Linked DNA regions of Homo sapiens: region 2 is linked to region 1. A link is a contact called in ENCODE Hi-C or POLR2A ChIA-PET data. All regions are on one chromosome and are shown on one strand. The core of a region is the stretch at or near the end of the contact, and the rest is flanking DNA. Distances in the headings are between cores, read along the strand shown.

What was found. A loop is a pair of places that touch in the nucleus more often than their neighbours do. ChIA-PET counts read pairs that join two places held with the same protein, here RNA polymerase II (POLR2A). Pooled maps may share reads with other maps.
Region 2: a loop to region 1 is called in a map of PC-3, with 5 times the contacts of the local background. The contact joins two enhancer-like sites. A Hi-C loop is called at or near these places in 12 of 168 maps with a recorded cell type or tissue (A673, Caco-2, Calu3 and 8 more), 4 of 37 single-sample maps with no recorded cell type and 12 of 50 pooled maps. POLR2A ChIA-PET finds 5 or more read pairs at or near these places in 2 of 52 experiments (AG04450 and MCF 10A).

The regions. Positions count from the first base shown.
Region 1 is chr10:48,363,773-48,366,768 of GRCh38, reverse strand. The region is part of intron 1 of MAPK8 (mitogen-activated protein kinase 8); the gene reads right to left. Among named protein-coding and RNA genes, the nearest start is that of MAPK8, 59 kb to the right of the region's middle. Within about 2 kb of position 1,553, at least 4 of the 41 ENCODE cell types and tissues checked have a DNase peak (open chromatin) inside an H3K27ac peak, as active enhancers do.
Region 2 is chr10:48,438,517-48,441,773 of GRCh38, reverse strand. MAPK8 (mitogen-activated protein kinase 8) reads right to left here. Exons shown (of 12, transcript NM_001323329.2): 12 at 2,414-3,257. It also overlaps a transcript of ARHGAP22 not described here. Among named protein-coding and RNA genes, the nearest start is that of ARHGAP22-IT1, 71 kb to the left of the region's middle. RefSeq lists an enhancer at 1,794-2,088 and a silencer at 1,794-2,088. Within about 2 kb of position 1,938, at least 4 of the 41 ENCODE cell types and tissues checked have a DNase peak (open chromatin) inside an H3K27ac peak, as active enhancers do.

The DNA.
Region 1 (2,996 bases), core at 304-2,803:
TGGCAGTGTTTTCCAAACTAATGAGCTCCAACACACCGATGGGCCATGAAATGAATTTGGTGGATTTGAATTTTTTTTAGTGAAATAGAAGAGAATAAAGAATATTAGGATGTAACTCATGTGGTAAGGATAAATATTTGCAAAACTTATTTTTATACTGTTCAATCAGATTTGGCCCAAAGCTGCCTCCATACACTATTAACTGTACTCTAGCTTGATGTGTAAACAAGTTATAACCTAACTTAGGAGTATACCCTTATAACCACACATCTGAGTCTCAGCCAATCCCAGGTTAAAAGCTGCTAGATTATGCCCAAATAAGGCAAACACCAACCTGCACCAATCAGGTAATTTCTGTATGACATTTCCTATTTTTCCCTGTTATTAGAACAGCTCACCAGTTGTAAGTGGTAGTATTCTGAACCATCTTAGAGTGCTGTCTGCTTCTAGAACCTTTTTCCTGCTCAAATAAACTTTGTTAAGTTTAAAGGTTCTTAGGGGTTTTTTTTGTTTAGTTTAGTTTTTAACAATACACAGATAAAGGCATACTGCATCACCAAAGTTATTTTTTTTCCCATAGGAAAAAAATACTCATAAAAAAAATCTACCTCCTTTCCAACAAAAAGTTATAGCAGGTTAAGTATTTAAATATACCTAGGGTTCTTTTCTTATTACATAAGAGCATTTAAAGTGACTTCAAATTAAGAAAAAAAAAACTGAATTCTAAAAGAATTTTCTCATTTGTCTTTGATTTACTGTGGACTTTACTGATCAAGTACATTCCGCAAACTATGGCATGTAACATGCTACCCAGTAAATTACTATATATTCTGACTTCTCATTACTGAATCAGGAAATGACTAAATAATTTAATATGCAATTAAGGTTTAGATGAAGTTGATTCATCAAGAGATAATTGTAATCCAACTGTCATGCCATGACTGTAACACATGAGACATGCTCATTCTTTGACAACCTAAAGTTTGTCTTCCTTATACTCATATCTAAAATATCATTTAGGTACACAGCTAATAATAATAAAATGGCTAGGATTCAATATGCTTTAAAAAATACTTTTGTCAAAGATTCTTTATAGACAAATGAATAATTTTACATTTCTCTCAAAAGATGGGATAATAATCTCTTTAGTTTATCGTTATTTTGGTTACCAAGAGTTAGCAAAGGTTTAGAATTTCCACACAAGGCAACATTGTGTAAATGCGGTAATAGTACTGACGGCAATATCTGATAATACATAAAAAAAGAACAAAAATAGCAATAAATCTAGTCAATGCATACGAAAATTTCTAAGGTGATATGGAGGATACAAATTTACAGTCATGGGAGGATATTTATCTTAGATATCTTTGGGTTCAGTTCGCATTACTGGTTATTTTTGTTTTAATAGTTGTGAAAGTACAATTTCAACTTTGCAGTGAAAAAGGACAAAGACAACAGAGCCAGAAAAATGATACCACAGCCACACAGAAATTAAGTACATCCTTTAAACAAACCCCTTTTGTATTGTTTGCTTTACTTCACTCCTGCTTCCTTAAGAACACTGGCAAACAGCCATATTTCCTGTTTTACACGGCTTAGCTGCAAGGACTCTTAAACAATAAAGAGAAATCAAGGGGATTTTATAAAGACAAATTGTTGTTACAATATTTGTAATGTAATCTAGTTATAATATTGTAAATAATGTGTATTTACATCAATAACTTGCCATTCTCCTTTAAATCGTACACTATATTTTCAAACTGATGAAATAATTCAGTTATTATTCCTGAAAAATAAGATTATTAGGTGCAAACACTTTCTCTGGAAAAATCAATTTTATAGTGTTTGCTGTCATTCTAAAGGTATCTGTAAAAGAGATACCAGTATGACTGATTGCTCTAGCTTGGCAAGAATATTTGTTTATAATCTCAAAGATCAACTGTGAGAGGCAATCAATCCTTTGTTTGGAGTTTTCTGTCTTTAGGATATGAAAGTATCCAACTAGTTGATATTACAAATGTTTCTGCCATTTCAGAAAATAATTATTTTCTCTTGGGCAAAAAAATAAAAAACAACCCTTGATATCACAAAGAGTTTGCCTCTCTAACTTACTGTTTCTTTGATCCTAGGCAACTTCTGATTCCTTAGTTTCTTCATCTGTAAATAGAGATATTTGTACTTGTCTTCCAAATTATTGAGAGCATCAAATTAAGTAAGAAACTGGCACATGATAAGCATTCAACAAATCTTAATTCCTTTTCCTTTTTACTTAACTCAAAACAGAAAGCCATAAGCATAAAATATTTCTAAAGAATTCAGTTTTTTTTTTTAAATTTTTTCAGGCAATATCAACAGGGTCAATGTCAAAAACAAAATTCTCCTCAGGGTTGGTTACAAACATAAGCTCTAATGAGCCATTTCATTATACTCATTATTTGGCTTCAAAAACTCAAGATACCAATGTGTGCTTTCAGGGAAAATAAAAATAAAAAATAATAAAAAAGGAAACTTAAGGAAACGAATTAACGCAGTGAGCTCCCTGCTGATGAAAATATCCTCTTTAGTCATCCTGGTATTTCCCTCCACTGCCCCATACAATTCCAAGCACAAAAACACTAAATAAATATTACTACAGAACTGAAGCAAATAGCCCCGTGTGCCTCAAAAACTCCTGAGGTACCACCATGTGCTGGAAAATGACTCCAAATGACTATGAATCAGGAAGAAATGGATGAATTATTAACTGCATGCCTAGTTTGAAGAAATCTAAATAGATTATTGGCAATTGAATTAAAGTCTAAAATAACTTAAAAGCAAAAAACAAAATCTTCTAAGCACTGTAATGCACTTTTTACTACTGATATGAAGAACACTTCACCAGCTTTTCAGAAGTCTGTAAATAATCAGAAAATGCGAGGAAATCTGCCATCACATATATGTAAAGCTAGGTTCAGGTAAGGGCTCATCCAGTTTTTAAAAAGCAAACAGTACTCAAA
Region 2 (3,257 bases), core at 689-3,188, 75 kb before region 1:
TCTCATAAAAACACATGTGCCTGGCCGGGCGCGGTGGCTCACGCCTGTAATCCCAGCACTTTGGGAGGCTGAGGTGGGTGGATCACGAGGTCAGGAGATTGAGACCATCCTGGCTAACATGGTGAAACCCTGTCTCTACTAAAAATACAAAAAAATTAGCCGGGTGTGGTGGCGGGCACCTGTAGTCCCAGCTACTTGGGAGGCTGAGGCAGGAGAATGGCATGAACCTGGGAGGCGGAGTTTGCAGTGAGCGGAGATCACGTCACTGCACTCCAGCCTGGGTGACAGAGCGAGACTCTGTCTCAAAAAAAAAAAAAAAAAATGCCTTTGGTTTCTCCCTTTGAACTCTTCTGATCCCTCAGTCTACCCCTCACTTCTCTCAAGACACTGTCATGATTTCTTCTTTACATTTCCATCCAAGTTTTCAGTCCTTTTCACTACCTGCTTCTCCACTCACTTGAACTAGGCCCCACTTGCACTTCTCTAGGTTAACTCTAAAGTGGTATATCCAACAGGAATCTTTCCACTATCTTCCTCTGTCCACAAAATGATACTAACAAAAATAGTGCAAGGGCCATACAAGCAAACAACACAGACCTCACAAGAAAAGAAACTACAATTAGAGAGGTCTACAGGCAGGTGAGGGAGCAAACCAATTGTTCCCTTCCTCCCACTCCTGGAGCGGTAAGTTGGAGTTGATACCATACCTGACATACATTCTGTCATGGACATTTCAAACTGAGATGTACAAATTGCAAAACACCCTGCATGTATTTTCCTTGCACCATCTCTTGTGTGCTGCCCAATCGCTAGGCTCAGCCTTCCCCCAGGTCCAAACGCTAAGCTTGGCGACTTCACCTATGTCATGGCAATACATCTAAATGAGTCCCTTTCTTCCCTTCTCTCAACTGGCTATCTTTGGCCATCAGTCACCAATGTCCACACCTCCAGCCTAACTGCACTTGCTTCTCTTGGCAGTGACCATCCTAAAACAAGGGTCAGGTCATAATACTTTTTTTCCGCCTCAGAAACTACCATGGGTTCCTATCACCTACAAAATAAAGGCAATTCTTGATATTTTCAGGTCTGATCCTCAGCTTGTTTCAATTCCAAACTCCAGCGTGTCAGTCTTCTCTCCCATTTCTCCCTGTACCTACACCCATGCCAGGCCGTTCCTCACTGCTTGCCCATGCACTCACTTAAATCTGCTTGCCTTTCCTTCAGCCTGGAATACTCTTCTCCAAACCTTCTTTATGCCAAGGGTCAAAACACAGTTTCTTTGTGAAACTCCTCTCATTTCCTCTAATCAATCCCTGTGGCCAGGTCCTTGTTCCTCCATATACACCATTTCAAGACTCTTGTCATCCGTTTTCTATTTCCTACTCCCAGCTTCTGGCACACTTCTATGTCACTTATATGCTTCCATTAATGGATGAAATTAAGTAAAGTACATGTTAGACAGAAACCTAAAATTTACAAAGCATATTTGAAGTATCTTTTGGTTTCAAATGAAGTCCAAAGAAATACTGGTATATAACCATTAACAGCTAAAAAAATTTTTCTTAAACCACAAAATCACTACAAATCAATCTTCACTTAGATCAAGTTAATAGACCTTTTCAGGAACAATACTGAAAAAGAAAAAAAAAAAGTACCTAAATTAACGAGGATGAATTATTCCACTTTACAACTGGTGAAAATGAAAAAAAGTAAAAACAAGTTTATTCCCAACATTCTGACACTTGCTTCTGCTACCGTTTCTCCTGGGAGGCCTCTCTATGACGGTGATGAAACAGCTCAGCTGCCACGCAGCTGATCCAGCAGCAGCGGGCAGCTAAAAGATCAGCCCCTTCCTCTCCGCTCCTCAGAGGAGGGCAGTGTGAGTTCAGGTGAGGGCAGACAGCACGGTACAAAGGTCATTTGGAGCAGGAACTGTGCAAGACGGAGTGGCGTCATTACAGTGGCTGGGAAGGTACTGCAGGGACCCTGTATTCCCACACAGCAGCAGACCCAACGTAGGCAAAGAGGAAATAAGCATGGCAAAAGTTGGAAACAGTCAAAGCTAAAACCTCTTGCTTGTTTTGAAACAGACCCCAATTTTAAGTACTTATTTTTGCCAAGTGGTCACGATGGCTGTTCTCTCATATGTCTACCAAGAACTAGGTTAAGGGCATTGAAGCAAAGTTCCTTTTTTAGATAAAGTTTATCCAGCAATTTCAAACACCAGAAATCCAAGACCAGATCAACCAGATAATCAGCGTGATCATTTAGGCTCTTTACAATCTGTACAAAATCCAAATCTAAGAAACCGGCCCTAGCAAGACCCCTTTTATCCCAATCCACGGACAATCCTAAAATTGCCAAGAAAAACTTTACCACAAACAGATTTTGTTTTCAATGAAAAAACTCTTAATTTCATAATTTTCATACCACTTTTTTCTTTTTTATTTAAAATATTATAACCAATTGACATACTAGATAACATTGTTTACATTCCAGTGGTGCATGTTTAATGACTAGGGCATGAATGATGAAAAACCACAATAATGATCTCAGCATTCCCTAAAAAGTGCCCCATTTTGTTTTGTCTAGAGGAAAGGAGAGGGAACGGAACACAGGGAAGGAGAGGAATGGAGGAGGAATGACATCGCAGAGGGAGAAAAGCAAATGTCAGCTATCATACTCAGGTTTCCAGGTGTGACACCCTGCTGACCAGGATAAACTGTAATGAGAAAATAGATGTCACAGTCCAGGGAGACACGTAATTCAGTCTAACTTCATTATTCAGCTAAAAGATTAACAGCTTCTCAAAAATATACCAAATATTGGGCCTACAAAAGTAATTTATTTCTTCGTAAAATTTTTACTAAGATTTACTCCTTTTGTAAAATGTAAATGGACCGATATCACGAGCAGGTTTCTACTTACAAAAACAGTAATAATGTCAACGAGCACAATTTTGCAAGACATACAGTCAAAGATTTTACACGTGTCTCTTACTGATGTAAGGTATATACTTTACATACTTACTGGTATTGTGTCAACATTGGCTAGAAAGTATTTAACACACATTTATAATTCACTCAGTAAAGATCTAACAGGGCAACAGCTTACTTGGGAAAGCATAGAAAATTAGTGTGAGGTAGTTCAATAAAAACCTAGTTTAATTTGTAAGTCATTATGAGAATAGAACATTGTGCAAAATTAATCCACAGGTAATATTTCTCAAAAGTTTCAGTAACGAAGAGAATCTAAAC